2 separate regions of the Homo sapiens genome follow, and region 2 is linked to region 1. A link is a loop called in an ENCODE intact Hi-C map of the cell type or tissue named here. Cell type or tissue: OCI-LY7. All regions are shown on one strand. Each heading gives the region's core, and the rest is flanking DNA. Links, peaks and the distances in the headings are about the cores only.

The links. A loop is a pair of places that touch in the nucleus more often than their neighbours do. Peaks named below come from ENCODE experiments on the same cell type or tissue, not always from the same donor. Only the 100,000 strongest peaks of a DNase experiment are listed, where the experiment ranks them.
Region 2: it touches region 1 in a loop (10-fold over the local background); 15 of 110 quality-filtered maps call a loop at or near these places.

The regions. Positions count from the first base shown.
Region 1 is chr5:79,459,495-79,471,622 of GRCh38, reverse strand. The region is part of intron 1 of HOMER1 (homer scaffold protein 1); the gene reads left to right. It overlaps LOC107986426 (a long non-coding RNA gene), which reads left to right. Exons shown (of 3, transcript XR_001742758.2): 3 at 1-3,614. Among named protein-coding and RNA genes, the nearest start is that of HOMER1, 49 kb to the left of the region's middle. In OCI-LY7, for the core only: CTCF peaks have their summits at 6,502 and 6,701; a DNase peak (open chromatin) is centred at 6,732.
Region 2 is chr5:79,250,471-79,262,598 of GRCh38, reverse strand. All of the region lies in intron 1 of JMY (junction mediating and regulatory protein, p53 cofactor), which reads right to left. Among named protein-coding and RNA genes, the nearest start is that of JMY, 20 kb to the right of the region's middle. RefSeq lists enhancers at 220-757, 758-1,295, 2,510-3,169, 3,830-4,491, 6,435-7,223. In OCI-LY7, for the core only: CTCF peaks have their summits at 6,238 and 6,443 (motif pointing left); a DNase peak (open chromatin) is centred at 5,838; H3K4me3 peaks cover 737 bases; H3K27ac peaks cover 1,752 bases.

The DNA.
Region 1 (12,128 bases), core at 2,270-10,269:
CAGGGTTGAGAAACACTGGCACAAGGCCTTTAGGCCATTTTTTTCTTTCTTTTTTTTTTTTTTTTTTTTTTCTTTGAGATGGAGTTTTGCTCTTATTCCCCAGACTGGGGTGCAAATGGCATGATCTCGGCTCACTGCAACCTCTGCCTCCCAGGTTCAAGAGATTCTCCTGCCTCAGCTTCCTGAGTAGCTGGGATTATAGGTACATGCCACCATGCCCGGCTAATTTTTTGTATTTTTAGTAGAGACGGGGTTTCACCATGTTGGTCAGGCTGTCTTGAACTCCTGACCTCAGGTGATCCGCCTGCCTCGGCCTCCCAAAGTGCTGGGATAGCATAGGCATGAGCCACCGCTCCTGGCCTCCTTTAGGCCATTTTAAGGACTTTGTATTTTACTGTGAGTGAGATGGGAAGCCATTGGGGAGTTCTGAGGAAAGATCTACCTTATGTTTTATTATTTTAAAATTATATATTATTGAATGTTCCAGATATACAGAAAAGGACTCACCATCCAACCCACTTTAACAGCCATCTGCATTTTGTCGTGCTTGCTTTATCCTGCCTCCCCACCCCACTTTTTTTTTCCTAGAGTATTTCAATGCTAGGTTGAGTTTTTAGAAGGATCATTCTGGTGTCTGTGTTGAGAGAAGGAGTGGCAGAGCAAGGGCTGAAGTAAGTGTATCCTCCATGTATTTTTTTCCTTAGGCTTTGTAGACATGTTTTTATACAGTATCCACTTATTTATAAACTGTTTTCTTTATTATATAGGACATTTTATGTCACTGGATATGCTACAACTTTGTTTTCTCATGGCTATATAGTGGCTTTTGATATGCATTGCTAAGGTGTTTTTCAGAAAGACTTTACTAATTTATACTCCCACCAGCTGCTTTGGAAAGTGTCAGGTTTCCTTAAGTTCTCACTAACATTGAATTTAATGACTAACATTGAATTTAGTCATTAAAAAATTTCTATGTTGACAGGTAAAAAAAGACAACTCATGGTTTTAATTTTAGTTCTTTGATGTCCACTAGGTTTATTTCTATTTTCATTTGCATTAGAAACTAGGCTTATATCATTTGCTAGCTGTGTGACTTTAAGTCACTCAGGAGTGCTGTTTTCATACTATAAGATGGGTGTTGTGTATCTGCTTCACAGAATTTTCATTAAGGTTAAATAGAAGCATTTTTTATGCCCAGGTCTTTAAATCTTTTGGCCATGATCTGCAGGGGGAAGAAAATGCATCTTACATTGTGACAAGCATATATAAATACGTGGCTGAAAGTTTCTTGGAACAAGATATATGTCCTCACCATGTATGATGCACTTCTGATATTGTACATTTTCATTCACTTTTAAAAATACCCCTTGTTGACCAGTAGATTGATCATGACTCCCTGGATTGTGACCTAGGGTTTGAAAAACACTGTAGTAAACTTGTCTTGTTAAGATGCCCGTTTATCTATAGGATTCCCTCTCTCAGGTAGCTCAGAAGTCAGTCTCCCTCTACCTCTAATAAAATTCACTTTCAGGAAAGCTAAATAGGGAAAAGGCCTCCCACTTAGATTATTGTATTCCTGTATTATATTTTTGGTCAGTGAAAAATGTTAATTGCTTTTCACAGTCAGAAAATGTATTTGGGTTTCTATGATGCCATGGTGACTGGGTTGTATTAACACTACTTTTATGAAATAGAGCTAATGCATCTAAGCACAAACACCACATCACTACAGGGATTATATTTGCAAAACCCAAAATTGAGACATTATCTGACAAAAGAGTTTTGTCTATAGTTTTTGTTACGTGAAACGCTGACAAAATTTGAAAGTAATGTGGGGCGAGGTAGCTTGTGTCCAATGTCCCAGCGGGAGGCTGAGGTGAGAGGATCCCTTGAGCCCAGGAGTTCAAGTTAGGCCTGGGCAACATAACCCCATCTCTTAAAAATAAAAAAAAAAGGCAAATTATAAGTCACATTTAATTATACTTAATATAGCCCCTTTTCAACAGATAAAAATAAAATAATATGAAACCTGGATAATCTTGGGAAATTGAGACTGTATGACTACCATACATAAAATAACAGATGTGCTATTCATTGGTAGGCTTATAGCTAGATGACTCGAGGACCATGTAGAAAAGACTTAGCTGTAATTAGTACCTGTGACTAGACAAAACTTGATCAAATGAAAGTTAGAGTCACTTCCAAGTCTGAGGGATGTTGGAAAGAAAAATGCATAGAGAAAGAGAGTGGGAATTTACTGCTTGAAAAACACTCAGGAGTTTAACTTATTTGGCAATAGAATTGTGTTATTTTTGACGTCTAGTTTAACATTAAATATGTTTTGTGTAAATTGTTTTTTGACGCTGAGCCAGGAAAACATTTTAAGCAGCTCTAAGTTAAAAGTTTGACTAACATGCATTTACTTACTCCTCCATTACCTCCACCAGCTCACCCTTTCACAATGGAGTAATTTAGAGGAGTATCAGAAACACTTTGGTATGGAAAAATAGAACCTAAATTTTATACCAAAGGACCATAATTTACCTTTATGTGGTTAGAATTGGATATATGAGATGTCGTTTGAGTACTGAATTTTAGATTCTGTCTTTTTCACTATTGGAGCTAAAATAAGGTTTTAAACAAGCTCAGAAATGAGTATAGCAATTTGTTGCGCTCAGATGGCCCAGAAATACATGAATAGCTGCTTAAGCTCTCTAGTGATCAGGCATATGCAAATTGAAACTACAGTGAAATACCATTTCATGTCCAAAATTGGCACAAATTAAAGATGTTACGTGGACATTACCAAATGTTAGGAGAGTGTAGTATAAAACTAATGAGTGTAAATTGGTACAGGTGCTGTGACCTGTACCAATACCCTATGACTAGGAATTCTGCTTCTAGTGTATCTCTTGTGTGCGTGCACAAGAAAACATACAGGAACATTGTTTGTAATGCTATTTTGTAACAGTGCAAAAATGAGAACTACTTATATGTCTGTCGATAAGGAAATAGCTACAGAAAATATTGTCTAGTCCAACGTTCTCCACTAGAAATATGATGTGAACAACATATGTTATTTGAAATTTAGTTTTAAGGTTCTAAAAAGGAAGTCAAAATCAATTTTTATATATTTTGACACAGTTTATCCAAAATGCTATCTTTTTAAAAGTGATTAATGTAAAAGTCATGGAGATACATTACATTTTTTAAAAAAATACTAAGTCTTTGAAATCCATTATGTATTTTGCATTTAGAGCACATCTCAATTTGAATGTTAAATGTTTATTGGAAATACTTGATCTGAATTTAAATTTCATAAAATTTCTGTTGGAAAAAGTAGATTCACATACCCAGGTTGTTCCATATATATTTAAAAGCTTTTCAGACACTGAACTGAGTATCAGATAAAGTTTAAATTAATTCACTTTCTCAGTTGCACCAGCTGAATTTCACATGCGTAGTGGTCAGGTGGCTAGTGGCTACCATACTGGATAGTGTAATTCTAATCATAACATGTATTGTTATGTGGCAGTTAAATGACCTAGGCTGGGCATGGTGGCTCATACCTTTAATCGCAGCACTTTAGGAGGCCGAAAAGTGAGAGGATCGCATGAGCCCAGGAGTTTGAGACCAGCATGGGTAACAGTGAAACCCCATCTCTAGAAACTAAAAAAAGCTGGATGTGGTGGTGCACGCTCATCTGTAGTCCCAGCTACTCTGGAGGCTAAGGCAGGAGGATCGCTTGAGCCTGAGAGGTCAAGGCTGAAGTGAGCTCTGATCGCACCACTGCACTCCAGCCTGGGCAACAGGGCAAAACCCTGTCTCAAAACAAAACACCGGCCTATATTATATAAAGTAAAATGTGGCCGATTATTCAAATTTTGCATTGTCAATAAGAACTAGAGAAGTGCTGTGACGTTTTATTGTTTGTTTTGAGCAATTTAAAATATTCACAATAATACAGGGAATACTATACACATATCCACTTTTCAAATTTCACAAATGTTAACATTTTGTTCAAGTATCTCTGAATCTTTCTCTTCAATCCTGAGTTTACTTATTAGAATATTTATTTGTTTAGATATTATATGGACTGAACATCCACTCATTTAGTTTGTAGCAAGTAGAAAAGTGTACCTTAGAGTATTATGATTGTTCGTTGAAGGTGATATTAGCACTTAAATGGCCTTTATAGCATTTCATTAGTTTTTTTTTTTTTTTTTTTTTTGAGATGGAGTTTCACTCTTGTTGCGCAGGCTGGAATGCAATGGTGCAATCTCGGCTCACTGCAACCTCAGCCTCCCAGGTTCAAGCCATTCTCCTGCCTCAGCCTCCTGAGTAGCTGGGATTACAGGCCCCTGCCAGCACGCCCAGCTAATTTTTTTATTTTTAGTAGAGACATGGTTTCACCATGTTGACCAGGCTGGTCTTGACCTCAAGTGATCCGCCCGCCTTAGCTTCCCAAAGTGCTAGGATTACAGGCCTGATCCTCTGCGCCCAGCCTAATTCATTTGTTTTTAAAGTTTTTAAGGCCGGGCACAGTGGCTCACACCTGTAATCCCAGCACATTGGGAGGCCGAGGCAGGCAGATCACAAGATCAAGAGATCGAGACCATCCTGGCCAACATGGTGAAACCCTATCTCTACTAAAAATACAAAAATTAGCCAAGTGTGGTGGTGCACACCTGTAATCCTAGCTACTTGGGAGGCTGAGGCAGGAGAATTGCTTGAATCCAGGGGGCAGAGGTTGCAGTGAGCCGAGATTGTGCCACTGCACTCCAGCTTGGTGACAGAGTGAGACTCTGTCTAAAAAAAAAATAGTTTTTAAGAACTGGATGTCTATTGGGAAATCACTTAGATTTTTAATAAAACGCCAGGAGTTTAACCTATTTGGCAATAGGTCAAATAGTACTACCTATATTAACAATAATTAAATTCTAGTTATTAACAAGAGATTACTTTCTTTAGATTTCCCAGGCATATACTGTCAGTTCTCAGAATTTAGCTTGAGTTAGTGGAAATCATTTGGGAAGAGGAGAATATTTAAAGTCAAGTAAAATGGAATGTGCCATATCAATTCTAATTGTAATTTATTTATTATTATTATTATTATTATTATTTTTGAGACAGGGTCTCCTCTGTTGGCCAGGCTGGAGTGCAGTGGCACGATCTCAGCTCACTGCAGCCTTGACTTACCTGGCTCAGGTGATCTCTCCTGTCAAGTAGCTGGGACCACAGGTGTGCGCCACCATGCCCGGCTAATTTTTTGTAGAGATGGGGTTTCCCCATATTGCCCAGCTGGTCTTGAACTCCTGGGCTCAGGCAATCTGCCTGTCTCAGCCTCCGAAAGTGCTGGGATTACAGGTATGAGCCACCACACCCAGCCTAAAAATGTAATTTTAAATGTGATCTATCAGGCATACTTGATATATTTTTAAACACTGAAATTTTACCTGAAATGGATGGGGTTTTTAATGGGTGGTAAGGACAAAGTCACTTGGCAGTTATTTAATACATACCAAGCAAGTTTCTTTGAACATTGAAGATGTTGCTTAAATGTGCATTGAATGAGGTTGCTTGCTTTTTACTCTGAATTTCAGCATATTCCTTAATACTTTATAGCTACTTATTAAAGTGGCCAAGAGTAAGTACTAAAATCTCTTAATAACTAATACCATGTCCTATAGATTATAAAAACTACTCTTAAAGTAAGAGGTGACATATAAGAAATGTAAACAGTAGCTCACGCCCGTAATCCCAGCACTTTGTGAGGCTGAGGCCGGCGGATCACGAGGACAGGAGATCGAGACCATCCTGGCTAACACGGTGAAACCCCATCTCTACTAAAAAATACAAAAAATTAGCAGGGTGTGGTGACGGGTGCCTGTAGTCCCAGCTACTCGGGAGGCTGAGGCAGGAGAATGGCGTGAACCTGGGAGGTGGAGCTTGCAGTGAGCCAAGATTGCACCACTGCACTCCAGCCTGGGCGACAGAGCGAGACTCTGTCTCAAAAAAAAAAAAAAAAAAAAAAAAAAGAAGAAATGTAAACAGTACTGTTACTCTTTAAGTGTATTTTTATATAATTTAAGAATCTTAATTTCCAAATGGAAATTTTAGATTTGATATTTTCTTCAAATACATCAATTAAATACTTAATGTCATGAAAATATTTCTGATAACTATAATGCAAACAATTATTTTTTAAAACCTTTAATTTCAGTGTTCACCCAACAGATTAAAAGATCAAGGAATTCAGATCATACATTTTTTTTTCTTTTTTAAAGAGACAGGGTCTTGCTCTGTCACCCATCCTGGAATGCAGTGGTGTACAATCATAGCTCGCTGCAGCCTCCAACTCCTGGGCTCAAATGATCCTCCTGCCTCATCCTCTTGAGTAGCTGAGACTATAGGCATGTGCCACCACAGCCAGCTAATTTTTAAATTTTTTATGGAGGCGAGGTCTTGCTGTTGGCCAACCTGGTCTGGAACTCATGGGCTCAAGCGATCCTCCCGCTTTGGCCTCCCACAGCACTAGGACTACAGAGGTGAGCCACTGTGCCTGGCCAGATCATACAATTAAAAAAAAAAATCCTTCCAGAAGTCTCGATACTTCTATTATAGCAAGGTTACTTTACAATTTTGTATTTGCTATAGAGTAACTTCCAGGTTTTAAAAAACATGCACCTGCTATATTTTTGGTTCATCACTAGGTGGAGTTGTTGCAGTATAATTATGTGTTGGGTAGCCATTAGCAGAAAAACCTTTGCATTCTTCAAAGTTCGTATATGGTTTTTAAAAAAGAACATTGTATGTATAAGCAATCAGCTTATTACACATATCATGGCATAGGGACATACAGTTGGTAGTATGTTATATTATGCAGTCATAATCTCTGAGCAGCATCAAAACAGGTATCTTAATGAGATTTTTCATGGGGTAGGATATATGTATGAGAAAGAGAGGAGGTGGTGAGATTTAAACCAGTTCCCTGATAATCGTGTGGAGTTTCAATTTATATTATTAAGTTGTACAGGATAATTCTTTCTAGGAAATTCCAGTGCTTGAGCTGCTGCATCCAAAGTCATGCTATGCCACTTCATAGTGGCACTGAAACTAAATTCTCCAGCCATTACCTATCAAGTTAAATGGTAATTAGTGTCCGTCTATTCCTGGACTTATCCTTGTCATTCTCATTTTGGCCTGAACAAGTATTGTTCAGCTTCTCTTGCCACTTCAGTCACCCAAAAGCAAGCTGAGGGTAGAATGTTTTTTGTCTTACTTTCCTGTTTACTTCAAATCAAGGGGGATGTTTTTGTCGGGAATTGGATGTACCTTCAGCACCTGTAGTCCTACAGTTAGGCATGTTTGGATTTCGCTCCTCTCCTACTTTCCCTTATTCCTCTCAGTTGAGTTCCAACCTGTTAAAATTGTCATTCTTTGATTCTTTGGCAGTCTTCAAAAATGGCCCCTAAAGCATTATTTTCCATCGTTAATTGTTATGTAAGTGTAATTTCTTCACAGTGCCATTTTAGAAAGATATTTTAATACCTATACAAGGTTAAGAAAAATTAAACAATACCTAAAGGATAAGAAAGCGAAGTAATTGAGCCCCATCCCCAGAAGCAACTACTTTTAAAAAATGTAATTTTTATTTCTTTTAGTGGTTGCCTCCATAGCTCTAATAAGCTCTTATATTACTATTTTTTTAATTGAAAGCTTTGGATTTTAAATCCTTATTGCAGAAAGTCAACTAGTGGTGAATTTTTGCCAGTTCCACATTTACCTTTCCATTTCTTCCTCTTCCCACCCATCTCAATGCAGTTATTCTTATAAATTGCTCTGTTGGTTCTACAATTTTAAATGGGGACCCCAAAATCAAATTGTGTATACTGTGGGGTGGTGTTATGAAGTGAATGAATGACCAGTGTGTAGCTTGTATAGTTCTGAACTGCCACCAATTACAGTATTGGGGGGGCATGTTAGTGCAGAGTTTATTGTAAGTAAGCCTCTTTCCTCAGTTTTCATTTGCATAGTTTTTTAAATGACAACTGTTTGAAACAATTAGCAAACGTATTATCATATAGAAGCCTGGAGATAAGGTGATTTGTTGGTCCAGTGACATCATCAAGGAACCAGAGTCTTTGTTTTTCCGTATGCTATTATCGACAGAGAATGTTGGCTTTGGTCTCAGGTATGCGCCCCTCACAGCACTAAGGGTTTCTTTAGGTCCTGATGTCACATGCAAACATACCGTTTCAGAGAATATTCCTTCTTACATGTGTACTGTCTGTGAGTGTACCTAGAAGTTTCTAGCAAACTTTTCTTGGTTATTTCTTGGAATTGTTTCAGAGGTCCATTCCTAACCCAACTTCTGGCAAGAATGGGATTGCCATGATTATCCTTAGCGAAGCTCACAGTCATATGGAAGAGGGTAGAGTATCTGAGGTTTGTTGGGGAGCAGCAAGGAAGAACAGTTGGTAGATAGTCAGCGAACAGGGTCTGCAGCAGAGTCAAATCCTCAGTGGAAAATATTACCAGCCTTATTTCTAATACTTCTTAGAATACTTAGAATACTTTCAGGCTACTTTCTTTTGGAAAATTAAAAAGAAAGGAAATTATTTGAAACCATAACCTTCTTTATAATCTCCTTTGCTGCAGTAGCCATTTGTACTTACATATCTGAAAAGGATACTTCTAAGCTAGGCATTAAAGGTATACCAGGAAATGTACAATTTCTCTTCCTTTCCTTGAGTTTGATTGTATTTATTGGACCTATGCCTTTGCACTCTCTTGGGATGAAGATTTACTGGTTAATCATATAATATTTTTGAAAGTATAGACTTCATTGGTAACTGTAAAACAGCATCATCATTGATTTTTAAAAATCAGAGCTATCCAAGTGATGAATGTTAACTGTCTGCTTTTTTTCTAGACCAAAACTTATGTATCTCCTGGAAAATAGTTTTTTGTTTTGCTCTAGTTTTTTTATGATCCTCGTTTCTTTCTTATTACGCAGATGCCTGAGAGCTAAATGTAGTAATTCTTTATGTCAGCTCTAGTGAGTTTGAGTAAGTCTTGTTTTTAAAATAAAATTCTGATTTTATTACTTTTTTCTCAGGGTTATCTTAACATTCTTCCAGTTTTCCACATCCATAGTAAGTTTTAGCATCCATCACTGTATGTAGTACTTTTAAAGAATTGTAGCTCAAGATGAAGAACTTGAGAATTATTGTTACACCAATTTCCTAGAATTCGTTTATGAATCAACAGAAAAATACTCCAGTAAGCTTTTCTTATGTCAGTAAAGTAGTTTGAATTACTTACTGTTCTGGTTATTCATGTAAGAAGTTACCGAATAGATAGTGCTCTATGATTAAAGTGTGTGTGTTTTCTGGTTTTTTTGTTTGTTTGTTTGTTTTTGAGATGGAGTCTCGCTCTGTCGCCCAGGCTGGGGGTGCAGTGGCGTGATCTTGGCTCACTGCAACCTCCGTCTCCTGGGTTCAAGTGATTCTCCTGCCGCAGCCTCCTGAGTAGCTGGGATTATAGGCATGCGACACCGTGCCTGGCTCATTTTTGTATTTTTAGTAGAGATGGGGTTTTACCATGTTGCCCAGGCTGGTCTCAAACTCCTGACCTCAAGTGATGAACCCACCTGGGCCTCCCAAAGTGCTGGGATTACAGGCGTGAGCCACTGCGCCCGGCATGGATCTATTTGTCTTTAAAATTGATTTTTAGAGCAATTTTTAAAGAGTAATTTTTAGTTTCTTAGAAGAGTTACTTTGAGTGTTCTTAACAAGTACCCGTTTAAGAAATAATACTGTAGTCGTTACTGAATAAGGCTTGAATTTTATATTATAAATATAATTAGTAATATCAGTAAAGATGGTAAGCTATCCAGACCAACTTTCAGTGAGATATTTACCTCAGAATTTGTCTTTTGATTCTCATAGCCATAAATATAAATCCTAGGAGATGTAAATATATTACATGAAAGAGTTCTGAGGTCAAATAATCTGCCAGATGCTGGATTATTTGGTGTTAGATTGGTTTCTTTACCGCAGAACTTCTCAGAACCTTTAACATGCTAATGTACGTTATAAATATTTTAGAATATAACACAGTGTTTGCGAAACTTGTTTGAACATGGACCATTCATTTCTCAGACTGTTGTTCAATATAAACACACTTCGGGAAATGCTGGTGTTTGATCCAGTTAGTATTTGTGTGAATTGTTGTAAAGAAAGCAGTGTCTAACCTTTATTTATGAGTTTTATACAGTTTATGAAAAGATATTAACTTTGATACCTGGACACTTGAACAATCAATTTCAAATGTATTACAGGTCTTTTTAAGAGATTAAGAGCTAGATTTTTAAGATAGCTTTTTAAGAGTTCAGTTATATGTAAATCTCTTAAAGATTTTAGATATAGCTTCTCTACTGCCTCTTCTACAGCTTTTTTCTAAATGGAAATTACGGACATGCTTAGTATTGAAACATACCCATCATAAAATCTGGTGATTCCCCAAACTCTGCATGCCAGCCTGGTTTTCTCTGAGCTCCAAACAAGTGTTTTTAAGTTCCTGGCCCAAGAGTTCTACATCCAAACCCTGTAGGCATCTGAACTCCTTCAAAACTGACTTCATCTTCCCCTTCCACTTCCCCAATCTTAGACTTTACTTTCTGTGGCCCATCCTTGCTAGTGGGACTGTCTTCTTTTCAGTTACCCAAAGTAGAAACCCAGGAGACTCAGATTCCTTCTTTGTCTTATACATCAGGAGTTCTCAACCTTGGCACAATGAACATTTTGAGCTGGAAAATTTTTTGTTGCGGAAAGCTATCTTGTGCATTGTAGATGTTTAGCGGCGTTCCTGGATGCTACCCACTAGATGCCAATAGCAGTTTCCCTCATTGTGACAGCCAAAACTGTGTCCAGACATTGTGAAATGTCCCGAGGAACAAACCCACCCCAGTTTGGGAACCACTGCCCTATATCCAATCTATTACTTATCTGCTGATACTGCTTCCTAAATTTACCTTTAATCCTTTATCACATCTTCATCCTGTTCCCTAAACTCCTATCCTCTTTGTTAATATTTGCGATTCTTTAGTAAGGTTCTGACTAGTCTCCCTGTGTCCAGTATTTCTCTCCAACCCACCTCCTTTTTATTGCTGCCAAATTTTGTGCATGTATATGAGAAGGTCTGGCTCTGTCACCCAAATTGGAGTGCAGTGGCATGATCTTGGCTTACTGCAACCTCTGCCTCCCACCCCAGCCTCCCAAGTAGCTGGGACTACAGGTGTGCACCACCACGCCAGACTAATTTTGGTTTTGTCATGTTGCCTAAGCTGGTCTCGAACTTGTGAGCTCAAGTGATCAGCCCAGCTTGGCCTCCCAAAGCACTGGGATTACAGGTGTGAGCCACCACACGTGGCCCAGATTTATCTTTCTAAAATGCAAAGCTGGAGCTGAGCTAGGTGGCTTACTCCTGTAATCCTAGCAACTCGGGAAGCTGAGGTGGGAGGATTGCTTGAGGCCAAGACTTCAAGACCAGCCTGGGCAATATAGTGAGAACCTATCTGTTAAAGAAAAGAAAGAAAGAAAGAAAAAAGCAAAACTATTTCGTGTTTATAATCTCTCAATAGCTTTCAGTAGACACCCTCATGAACTGTCTTCTCTCTTTTTTCATTCTCTATTTTTTCATTCTAGCCTCATTCTTCAAAGGCACTCAAACTTACCTGTACTAAGGTTCTTGCTACACAATGTACTTAGCCCTCCTCCCACTGTGCAACAGTTTGTTTCAAACTCTATTTAGGCATCTGTTTTCTATCATAGCTGTCAGTTACTTATTTTTAGAGAATCTATCGTAGTGAAGAGCATTTTGTTTTTAACATATCCATCTTTTGTCACCAAATTGAATTTTTCAAGGGCAGGGACCATCTGGATCCTACATCTTGGCATATAATAGATATTCAATAAAAGTTTGAATCATTTATTAGTATGCCCTGTCAGATGCAGTAACATCCTCATTACTTCTAGGAATTCTGTTCCCTGGATCTGTAGTGAAAATTATTTCCCTAGTCTTTATCATATAGACTTTGAAGTACAGGCTTTTGACCACAGAAA
Region 2 (12,128 bases), core at 2,583-10,582, 210 kb after region 1:
TGGCAAATAATCTTAAAATACAGGGAATGCATTTTATAACTTCATTTCAAAAGATACAATTTACTAAGCATTAGACTTTCGTGTAAACCGTTTCCTATAATTCATGATAAAAGAATTCAACAGGTGAAAAAATAATCACTAACTTGATATAATTATAAAACTTAATTTTTGATTTTGCTAACTAAAAACTGACAAAGTCCAGGGAATAAATAAACTGAGCTATGGGCATTTGCAGGTTATAAACTGCAAAATGTGTAAGGTACTATAAATAATGCATATAAAAGACTAAAAGGAATTATAAAGAAAGTCGAATTATTTAGGATTAAGGATATTTGAGATGAAGAGGGAAGGCCTTAATTTAAAATGCAGCAGATGCACCTAAAATGTGAAAGATGCATTTTGCTAAATTTGAGAAGATTCACTGAGAGCCACACTGAATAAGAACGCAGATGGATCTGAATGAGAATACAACCACAAAGGGTTTCAGAAGTGCTGAAGCTCAACCAGCACAACATAAAAACGGCCACAGCAGGATTCAGCAGAAAGGAAGGACAAAGAGCAGGGGCCTGGAAAGTAAAGCTTTGATAATTTCTGCTTCAAAATCTGACATATCTCTTGTAGGATTTTAGAAAATGATTTTGCTCTATTGATTCACTTAAGAAACATGAAGCAGAGGTTGGGCATGGTGGCTCACGCCTGTAATCCCAGCACTTTGGGAGGCCTAGACGGGCAGATCACTTGAGGCCAGGAGTTTGACAGCAGCTTGGCCAACATGGTGAAACCCTGTCTCTACTAAAAATACAAAAATTAGCCGGGCATGGTAGTGCACGCCTGTAATCCCAGCAGGGTTATTTGCCAAAGTTAAGGAAATATGCCCGGGAGACAGGTCTACGCCTTTCTCTGAAGATAATTTTGAGGGCTCCAAATTTAAAGGGGAAAGGGCAGGTTACTGAGAAGTACACAATTTTCATGTAAGGGGGGTTAGGGAAAATAGTAATTCACGCCTTTGTCTGGCCCAGTGAATCTGCACTTTATTTTTTTAGAGACAGCCTCTCGCTTTTTCACCCATGCTGGAGTACAGTGGCTCCATCATGGCTCATTATAACCTCAACCTCCAGGGCTTAAGTGATCTTCCTGTCTCAGCCTCCTGAGTAGCTGGGACTACAGTCACGTGCCACTATGCCTGGCTAATTTTTTGATTATTATTATTATTATTATTTGTAGAGACGGCACTTTTACATAAGATAACCCAAACAAAATGGGGCAGGAGAACAATCAGATATGCATTTGTCTGGTGGGCAGGGGGGTGACTGCACCTGTAAGGATATGCTATCAATTTACATTGCCATGGTAAAATTTTAGCAGAAAAACCTCAGGGTAAAGATCTTGGAGCTCACTATGAATTTGCTTGTGGGCAAAATATGGCGGAAGCATGTAGCTTTTCATCTTGTAGCCATCTTATTTAGGAACCAAAAGGGACAGGTTTGTGTGACCCAGTTCCCAGCTTAACTTTTCCCTTTGGCTTAATGAGTTTGGGGTCCCTAGATTTATTTTCCTTTCACAAAATCTATAAGTAATATCTTTACCATTAATTATTAAAACATGCAAATAATTACTGTGAAAGGGAGTGACTTAGGATACTTGGATGGAAGGAACCTACCCCAGCAATGATACTGCATCTGTGGCCCTGGGAACTGCCTTTAGGTCCATTTGGTCTGTTTCCCCTACTGAGAAATAAGGACCAGTGCCATACATTTCCACATTTACACTGCCCATCTCTGTTCTTGCTTTGTAAAACTACTGAATTATTTTTATATTATTCCTGCTAATTATTACTTGTTAATACTAAAATCTGAGAAAAAAAAAGACTCAAGGGACATGAAATCAAAAAAGAAAAAAAAAATCTGGGGCCAGGTGTGGTCGCTCATGCCTGCAATCCCAGCACTTTGGGAGGCCAAGGTGGGTGGATCACTTGAGCTCAAGGGTTTGAGACCAGCCTGGGCAACATGGCAAAACCCCGTCTCTACAAAAAAAAAAAAAACCCACAAAAATCAGCTGGGTATGGTGGTTCATGCCCATATTCCCAGCTACTCAGGAGGCTGACGTGGGAGGATCGCTTGCTCCCAGGAGGTTGAGGCTGCAGTGAGGCAAGATCAAGCCACTCATGGCAGTGGCGGGCCATCTAGACTGGCTGCTGCCATCACATCAGTTGCAGTGGGGAGGCATAAGCGGTGGTGGCAAGAGCAGCTGTGGGAGCGGCAGTGGTGGCAGTGGGTTTCCTGTGCCCCATGTCCTGGAGGCACCTGACTGAACCACCCCCACCATCACAGGGCCAGGCAGGAACCACTCCCAGGCCTGGAGTCTCCGCCACAGCCTCAACCTTGCTTCCTACCGCATCCCAAGGGTCTGTGAGCACCTGGCTGAAGGGTACAGCTAGGACTTGTGAGGCCAGCCCTGGGTGCGTCAGGTTCATTTGTGTGGCGCTGGCCAGGGCTGCCATGCCACCTGTACCTCGACCACTGTCCTGGGAGACACTGCAATGGGGCCAGGCTGAGTTGCCTGCCAGCAGGGTAGCAGTACAGTCGGGCACTGAGGGGCAGGCAGAGAGGGGCCCTGAGGCAGAGGTGGGCCCAGGATGTGCATATGCCATGCTCCATGGAGCCAGTGGGAGCCAGGGGCATGCAGGATTCCCACCCTCCCAGGGGTGGCTACAGCTGCCCAAGCTACAGCTGCAGATCCAGGCATCTCTGCACTCTCCGGGGCCTGGGAAGGCCCCACCTTGCCCCTGCAGGCTCGGAGGTGTCTGCTCCCACTGCCTGGACTTTCCTCAATATCAGCGCCTGTTCCACTCACAAGGCAAAGTTGAGGCCAACCCTAGGTCTGTCACAACCTGGCTGGGTGTGCACAGGCTCGGGGGCAGTGCTGACACACCAGCCCCTGCCACTTCAGCCTGCTGCGGACTTTGGGCACCAATGAGCACAGAAGAGAGGCCAAGGGGGTGCTGAGGGCAGCTCAGCGCTGGCCCACAGACACTCCTTGGCACAAACAGCCTGGGCACCATAAATGGCAGCAGGAGGCAGACAAGCTCCTGGGCAGGAGTGGGTGAGTCCTTGGTGAAGCACCACCTTCAAGTCGGGGAGGGCCTGAAGCCTGGGTGTCAGACTGCTGATCCTACTGACTGGGGTGGGAACTTGTGGTGCCTTTTCCAGGCCCGCCCATGTTTGCCCACGGACCATTTCGCACACACTTCCTCCCCTGAGGCCCATAAAAGCCCCATATTCAGCCAGATGATGGGAGAGCAGCTGCAGAGAGAAGCTGCCCACCCCAGGGTCTCCTCTCTGCTGAGGGCTGAAGAGACGACCAGATAGCCAGCTGGAGAGATGAACTACCCTCTCTTCTGAGAGCTGGACACTCGTCGGGATGACCTGCCCAGCAGAGAAAAGCTACCCTCTCTACTGAGAGCTGAAGAAATGATGGGACAACCAGCTTCAGAGAGGAGCTACCCTCTCTGCTGAAAGCTGAACACTCATCGGGACATGCTGGCTACGGAGAGGAGCTGCCCACTACAGGTCTCCTCTGAGTTGTTCTATTGCTCAATAAAGCTCCTCTTTGTCTTGCTCACTCTCCACTTGTCTCTTGTCTGTGTACTTCATTCTTGCTGGATGCAGGACAAGAACTCAAGACCCAGGGAATGGCAGGGCTAAAAGAGCTGTAACACAAACAGGGCTGAAACACCCCTTGCCCACAATGTTACAGCCAACAAGAGGACAGAAGAGCTGTGGCCCTCTGGGGAGCCCAGACCTAGGAGCTCCCCAAGCCAGAGCGGTGACACCCTCTTTAAGGCGCTGCAGTTCCTGGAGTCTCCAAGCTTCCAGGCACCACACTGCATTCCCTGGTGTCAGCCATGGAAACTGCTTATGGTATCCCTGGTCCAGCCACAGCCTCATAGGGAGCTGGTGCCAGTACTGGCACCTGGAGCTGCCCGCCCCACCACCGCCAGAGTGCCTGGTTGTATGCAGTGGCCAGACCCCACGCTCACTAACACACCCCTCACCGCTCCATGACTGGCTCTCCCTTGGCAGGCATGGGACCCAGACTGGTAGCAGGAGCTGAGCACAGCCTGCCAGGCTGAGTGGGTAGAATGAGCCCAGCAGGCCAGAGGAAAACTCAGGCAAAGGCACCACTGGCCACACAAGTTTCTGGCTGGTGAGGCGACACCCCAAGGATCCCGTAACACCACTGTACTCCAGCCAGAGGGAGACCCTGTCAAAAAAAAAAAAAAAACAACAAAAACAAAAAAAGCCCTAATATCTGAATTTATAAAGTAATGCTCCAAACTGATATTTTTATTTCTTTTTAGTTCAAAGATAAATATTGTAGAAACTGATATTTAAAATGATTTTCAGATTCTTTCCTTTGTAGATAAGTAGTAAATTTCAGTAAATTTGACTGTGTTCTACCCCTGGGAAAATACATACCTCTCATTAAAATGTACATACACACTCTGTACATACATGTTATGTATAAAAAATCAAAGGCCGGGCACAGTGGCTCATGACTGTAATCCCAGCACTTTGGGAGTCTGAGGCAGGCGGACCACTTGAGGTTAGGAGTTCAAGACCAGCCTGGCCAACATGGTGAAACCCTGTCTCTACTAAAAACACAAAAATTAGCCAGGTGTTGGGGTGCATGCCTATAATCCCAGCTACTCAGGAGGCTGAGGCAGGAGAATTGCTTGAACACAGGAGGCAGAAGTTGCAGTGAGTCGAGACTGCACCACTGCACTCCAGCCTGGGCAACAAGAGTAAGACTCCGTCTCCAAAAAAAAAAGATAATCTGTTTTCATCTCTTAGGGACTTACAATGCACTTTAAGGGGCATGAGGGGTCCGTAAAGAGAAAAACCAGGGTGGCAGTTATGGATGATATCAGCTGTCAACATAAAGCCTCTTTGATTTCTGAATTTCTAACACAATTTCTGATTTTTTCTTGTTTGTTTGAGACAGGGTCACGCTGCTGCCCACGCTAGCATGCAGTGGTGCAATCATGGCCTACTGCAGCCTCGACATTCCTGGTTTCAGGTGATCCTCCCACCTCAGCCTCACAAGCAGCTGAGACCACAGGCTTACATCACCATGCCTGGCAAATTTTTGTAGTTTTTGTAGAGACAGGGTTTCACCATGTTCACCACGCTGCTCTTGAACTCTTGGACTCAAGCAATCCGCTCACCTCAGCCTCCCAAAGTACTAGGATTATAGACATGAGCCACCATGTCCAGCCTCTGATTTCTTACAGTGGTCAGAAATGACTTTCTATAGGGAAGGGACCTGATCTGGCCCTACCTAGAAAGAAGTATGGAACTTAGCCGGGCATGGTAGCTCACGCCTGTAATCACGGCTACTTGGGAGGCTGAGGCAGGAGAATCACTTGAACCTGGGAGGTAAAGATTGCAGTGAGCCGAGATCGCACCACTGCACTCCAGCCTGGGTGACAGAGTGAGTGAGACTCCATCTCAAAAAAAAAAATAAAATCAAATAAAATAATAATAATAATAAAATAAGGAATGTGGAACTTAACCAAAAAAAAAAGGCAGTGGTGATGGTGTACATAATGGAGCAAAAATAGGACTGTGTATAGTGACTTCAGCAAATAATGCATTTAAAAGGCTTGGCTATGGCTGGGCCTGGTGGCTCATGCCTGTAATATCGGCTAGTTACTAGGGAGGCTGAGGTGGGAGGATGAATTGAGCTCAAGACTTGAGACTGCAGTGAACTATGATCGCAACCCTAGGCGATGGAGAACCTGTCAAGCAAGAAAGAAATGAAAGGAAGGGTGGGGGAGGGAGGAAGGCAGGAAGGTCAGCACAATGGGAACAGGTGCAGAAAAGAAAGAAAGAAGGACAGGTGCAGTGGTTCAGGTCTGTAATCCCACCACTTTTGGAGGCCAAAAAGGAACAATCACTTGAGGCCAACAGTTCGAGACCAGCCTGGATAACACAGACTCCATCCCTAAAAAACATTTTTTAAGTTAGCTAAGGGGAATAGGACAGAGCAAGATGATGCAAATTACCCTTTACGAGACTCTGCACATTCTCAGCTGTGGTAGCTATGGGGTGGGGCGAGACTACTTCTGCTTGATTCCTGGCACCAGGTTAGCTATCAGGTCAGCCACGGTGGGGTAGAACACCAAGTGGGCTCATGGGGTCCCTGATTCCAGGACTTGACTCTTGGATGGCATTTCTGAACCTGCCCTGGACTATAGGAGAAGCTACTGCCCTGAAGGGTGGTTGAAAGGTGAGTCCCAGGCCAGGCAACATTCACCACAAACTGACTTAAGAGCCCTTGGGCCTGAAGGGAACATCAGCAGCAGTCTGCCAGTACTCCCCCTGGGCTTGTTCCTCTGGGATGAGGTTCCTCTGCCACTGGGAAGGGGAGGGAAAAGTGGGAAGGACTCCACCTAGTGGTGTGAGTGCCAGCTCAGCTGCCATACAATAGAACACCAGGTAGACTTCCAAGGTTTCTGATTCTAGTCCCTGGCTTCCAGAAAGGACCCATCAGGGACCTGGGGGAATTCTTCCCTCTGAAGGGAAGGGCACAGGCCTGGCTGGCTGGCTTTGCCACTTGCTGATTGTAGAGCCCTAGGGCCTTGAATGAACGTAGGCGGTAGCCAGGGAGTGGTTATAGCAGGCCTTGGGGGAGACCCAGTGCTGTGCTGGCTTCAGGTCTGACTCAGCACAGTCCCAGTGGTGATGGCCACAGGAGTGCTTGTGTCCCTCCACCCCCAGGTCTAGATGGCTCAGAACAGAGAGAGAAACTCTGTTGTTAAGGATAAAGTAAGGGAAGAGAACAAGAGTCTTTGCCTGGTAATCCAGTGAATTCTTTCACATCTTGACCAAGACCATCAAGGTGGTACCTTTATGAGTCTGCAACAACCACAGCAATATTGGGCTTGGGGTGTCCCCTAAAACAGATACAGCTTACATCACAACACCCAAGTCCTTTAGAATATGTGGAAAGCCTTCCCAAGAAGGACAGGTACAAACAAACCCAGACAGTGCAGATCACAGTAAATACCTAACTCTTCAATGCTCAGACACAGATGAACATCTACAAGTACCAAGATGATCTAGGAAAACATGACATCACTAAATGAACTATTAATAAATAAGCCACCAGGAACCAATCCTATAGAAACAGAGATATGTGGCCAGGTGCAGTGGCACACTCCTGTAATACCAGAACTTTGGGAGGCCGAGGCAAGCAGATCAATTGAGGTCAGGAGTTCCAGACCAGCCTGGCCAACATGGCGAAACCCCATCTCTACTAAAAATACAAAAATTAGCCAGGCGTGGTGGTGGGTGCCTGTAATCCCAGGTACTCAGGAGGCGGAGGCAGGAGAATCCCTTGAACCTGGGAGGTGGAAGTTGCAGTGAGTCGAGATGGCACCACTACAAGACCCTGTCTCAAAAAAAAGGAGAGAGAGATATGTGACCTTTCAGACAGAGAATTCAAAGTAGCTTTTTTGGGGGGAAACTAAAAGAATTTCAAGATAACACAGAGGAGGAATTCAGATTTCTATCAGACAAACTTAATAAAGAGATTGAAATAAAAGAACCAAGCAGAAATTCCAGAGCTAAAAAACACAATTGGCATATTGAAGAATGAATGCATCAGAGGCTTTTAATGACAGAACTGATCAAGCAGAAGAAAGAAATAGTGAGCTTGAAGACAGACTATTTGAAAATACAGTCAAGAGGAAAAAAAAAAGAGAAAACAATGAAGTGTGACTGCAGGATTTAAAAAATAGCCTCGAAAGGGCAAATCTAAGAGTTATTGGCCTTAATGAGGAGGTAGAGAGATGGGGTAGAAAGTTTATTCAAAGGGATAATAACACAGAACTTCCCAAACCTAGAGAAAGATACCAATATCCAAGTAAAAGAAGGTTATTATAGAACACCAAGAAGACTTAACTAAAGACTACAAGGCATTTAATAATCAAACTTCCAACAGTCAAAGATAAAGAAAAGATCCTAAAAGAAGTGAGAGAAAAGAAACAAATAACATACAATGAGGCTCCAATACATCTGGTAGCAGACTTTTCAGTAGAAGCCTTACAGGCCAGGAGAGAGCGGCATGACATAAAGTGCTGAAAGAAAAATCTTTTACCCTAGAATAGAATACCAGCAAAAATATCCTTTCAAACTTGAAGGAGAAAATAAAGACTTTCCCTGACAAAAGCTGAGGAATTTCATTAACACCAGACCTGCTCTACAAGAAATGCTAAAGGGAGTACTTCAATCAGAAAGAAAAGGACATTAATGAGCAATAAAAAAGTCATCTACCAAGCTGGGGCGTGATGGCTCATGCCTGTAATCCCAGCACTTTGGAAGGCTGAGGCGGGCAGATCACGAACGAGGTCAGGAGTTTGAGACAAGCCTTCCCAACATCGCGAAACCCCGTCTCTACTAAAAATACAAAAAAAAAAAAAATAGCTGGGCGTGGTGGTGGGCACCTGTAATCCAGCTACTCAGGAGGCTGAGGCAGGAGCATCATTTGAACCTGGGAGGAGGAGGTTGCAGTGAGCCAAGATCAAGCCACTGCACTGTAGCCTGTGTGACAGAGCAAGACTCTGTCTTTAAAAAAAAAAAAAAAAAAAAGTCATCTACCAGCACTTTCAGGGGACAGGATGGGTGGATCACTTGAGCCCAGTATTTCGAGACCAGCCTGGGCAACATGGCAAAACCCCATTTCTACAAAAAAATAAAGAGTGGTGGCATACACTTGTGGCCCCAGCTACTAGGGAGGTTGAGATGGGGGCACTGCTTGAGCCTGCACTCCACTGCATGCCACTGTACTCCAGCCTAGACAGAGTGAGACCCTGTCTCAAAAAAGAAAAATCATCTGAAAGTACAAAACTCACTGATAATAGTAAGTAAACAGAAAAACAGATTATAACACTGTAACTGTGGTGTGTAAGCTACTCTTATCTTAGAAAGATTAAATGATGAACCAGGCTGGGCGGTGGCTCACGCCTATAATCCCAGCACTTTGGGAGGCTGCGGTGGGCAGATCATGAGGTCAGGAGATCAAGACTATCCTGGCTAACACGGTGAAACCCCATCTCTACTAAAAACACAAAAAACCAGCTGGGCTTGGTGGCGGATGCCTGTAATCCCAACTACTCAGGAGGCTGAGGCAGAAGAATCGCTTGAACCCAGGAGGCGGAGGTTGTAGTGACCCGAGATTGCGCCACTGCACTCCAGCCTGGGCGACAGAGCGAGACTCCATCTCCAAAAAAAAAAGATTAAATGATGAACCAATCAAAAATAACGGTTAGACAACTTACAATAAGATATATAGAAACAACAACAACAACAAAAGAAACAACAAAAAGTTAAAAAGTGGGGAGACAAAGTTAAGATTAGAGTCTTTATTAGTGGTAAGTTGTTATCAGCTTAAAATACTGGGTCATGAGATAGTATTTGCAAGCTTCATGGTAACCTCAAACCAAAAAACATAAAAAACATACAATGGATTCGCAAAAAGAAAAAGATCAAGAAATTAAATAGTATCACCAGAAAAAATCACCTTCAATAAAAGACATGAAGAAAGAGAGAGGAGACCACAAAACAAACAGAAAACAACAAAATGGCAGGAATAAGGTACTTATCAATAACACTGAATGCAAATGGACTAAACTCTCCAATTGTTAGACACAGATGGACTGAATGGATTAAAAAACAAGACCCAATGATCTGTTACCTACAAGAAACACATTCACCTATGAAGACATACATGAAAAAGTTATTCCATGTCAATGGAAACAAAGCAGGAATAGCTATACTTAGACAAAATAGATTTCAAGACAACAACTAGAGACAAAGAAGGTCATTATATAGTGATAAAGGGGTCAATTTAGCAAGAGGGTATAGCAATTTTAAATATATATGCACCTAACACTGGAGCACCCAGACATATAAAGCAAATATTAGAGCTAAAGAGAGAGAGGCCTCAATACAGTAATACCTGGAGACTTCAACATCCCACTTTCAGCGCAGGACAGATCTTCCAGACAGAAAATCAACAAAGAAACACTGGACTTAATTTGCATCATAGGTCAAACAGACCTAACAAAAACTTACAGAACATTTCATCCAACAGATACAGAATACATGTTCTTTTCCTTAGCATATCTATCACTCTCAAGGATAGGCCATGTTATGTCACAAAGCAAGCCTTAAAACATTAAAAAAAAAAAAAAAAACCTGACTATCAAGCATTTTCTCTGACCAAAATGAGATAAACTAGAAATCACTAACAAGAGGAATTATGGAAACTATACAAATACATGGAAATTAAACAATATGCTCCTGAATGACCAGTAGGTCAATGAAGAAATTAAGAAGGAAAATTTATTAAAACAAATCATAATGGAAACACAACATACCAAAACCTATGGGATACAGCAAAAGCAGTACCAAGAGGGAAACTTATAGCTATAAGTGCCTATATCAAAAAGAAGAAAAGGCTGGGCATGGTGGCTCATGCCTGTAATCCCAGCACTTTGAGAGGCCGAGGCAGGCAGATCACCTGAGGTCGGGAGTTCAAGAACAGCCTGACCAACATGGAGAAACCCCATCTCTACTAAAAATACAAAAAATTAGCCGGGCGTGGTGGCACATGCCTGTAATCCCAGCTACTCGGGAGGCTGAGGCAGAAGAATCGCTTGAATCCAGGAGGCAGAGGTTCCAGTGAGCTGATATCTTGCCATTGCACTCCAGCCTGGGCAACAAGAGTGAAACTGTCTCAAAAAATAAATAAATAAATAAAAATAAAAAAATAAAAATCACAACAATTGAACTCATTGAAATAGACAATTGAAATAGAGAGTAGAATGATGGTTACCAGAGTGTGGGAAGGGTAGGAAGGAAGTTGAGGGGGAGGTGGGGGCGGCTAATGGGTAAAAAAAAAAAAAATAGAATGAATGAGACCCGGTATTTGATAGCATAACTGGGTGACAACAGTCAATAATAATTTAATAGTGTAATTGGATTGTTTGCAAAACAAAGGACAAATGCTTGAGGGGACGGATTCCCTATGTTTCATGATTTGATTATTATGCATTACATATCTGTATCAAAACATCTTATGTATTCCATAAATATATACACCTACTATGTACCCCCCAAAATTAAGTTAAAAATTAGCTGGGCATGGTGGCGCATGGCTGTAGTCCCAGTAACTCAGGAGCCTGAGATGGGAGGATCACTTGAGCCTAGGAGGTTGAGGCTGCAATGAGCCATGATTGTGCCACTGTACTCCAGCCTGGGTGATGGAGGGATATTCTGTCTCAAAGTATAATAAAATATATTTATAATAAAGAAATAACTACAGATATGCCCAGCTATCTTAAATCACATTCATTTTTCCCTCCTTCCCAACCAAACAGGAATGGGCATTTTCAAATAACTTGACTTTTTTCCAATCTTTCTCCCCACCCTCCACAGTCAAATAAATTGGCTTGTTAAAAAAATCAGCATATACAAATACCTACATACTCTTCTTAAGAAATATAAATCTGGATCCTTTGAAAATCACACTAATGAAATAAAAGTGAAGAATTATAGGCAGTTCTCAATTATTAAATATATTGTACCCTAAAGGCACATTTAACTTTGTTTTTTACCATAGACAATATTTTAAGTTATGGTTAGACTTTGCAAAGCTACCCCAAACCACAGTAAACATGTAAAAGTGCAATGAAAGATATTAAAATACAACATCTTGCTAGAGTAAGTATGAAAATACTAATCAGAAATGCCAACATTAAAAAAAAAGTAGGTATAATTAGAAAGAATTAATAGTGGGGTAAAATTTCTAGTGAAGTGTGAGAGGCTGTTAAAAGCACCTGGATAGCTCTTACTTCATATGCCAAAAAAAAAAAAAAAAAAGAAAAATAATTAAAAATTAAAAAATACCTAACACAAGATCTATTTATTAAATAAACAATTGTTGAAGGAGATTTAAAGGTATTTTTAAGGGCTTCCAGAGGTTAATGCTTACCATTTCTTTAATAGTTATTTCAACTGGAATATTTGCAAATCAATTGTGATCAGGGTTGTCTGGGACGC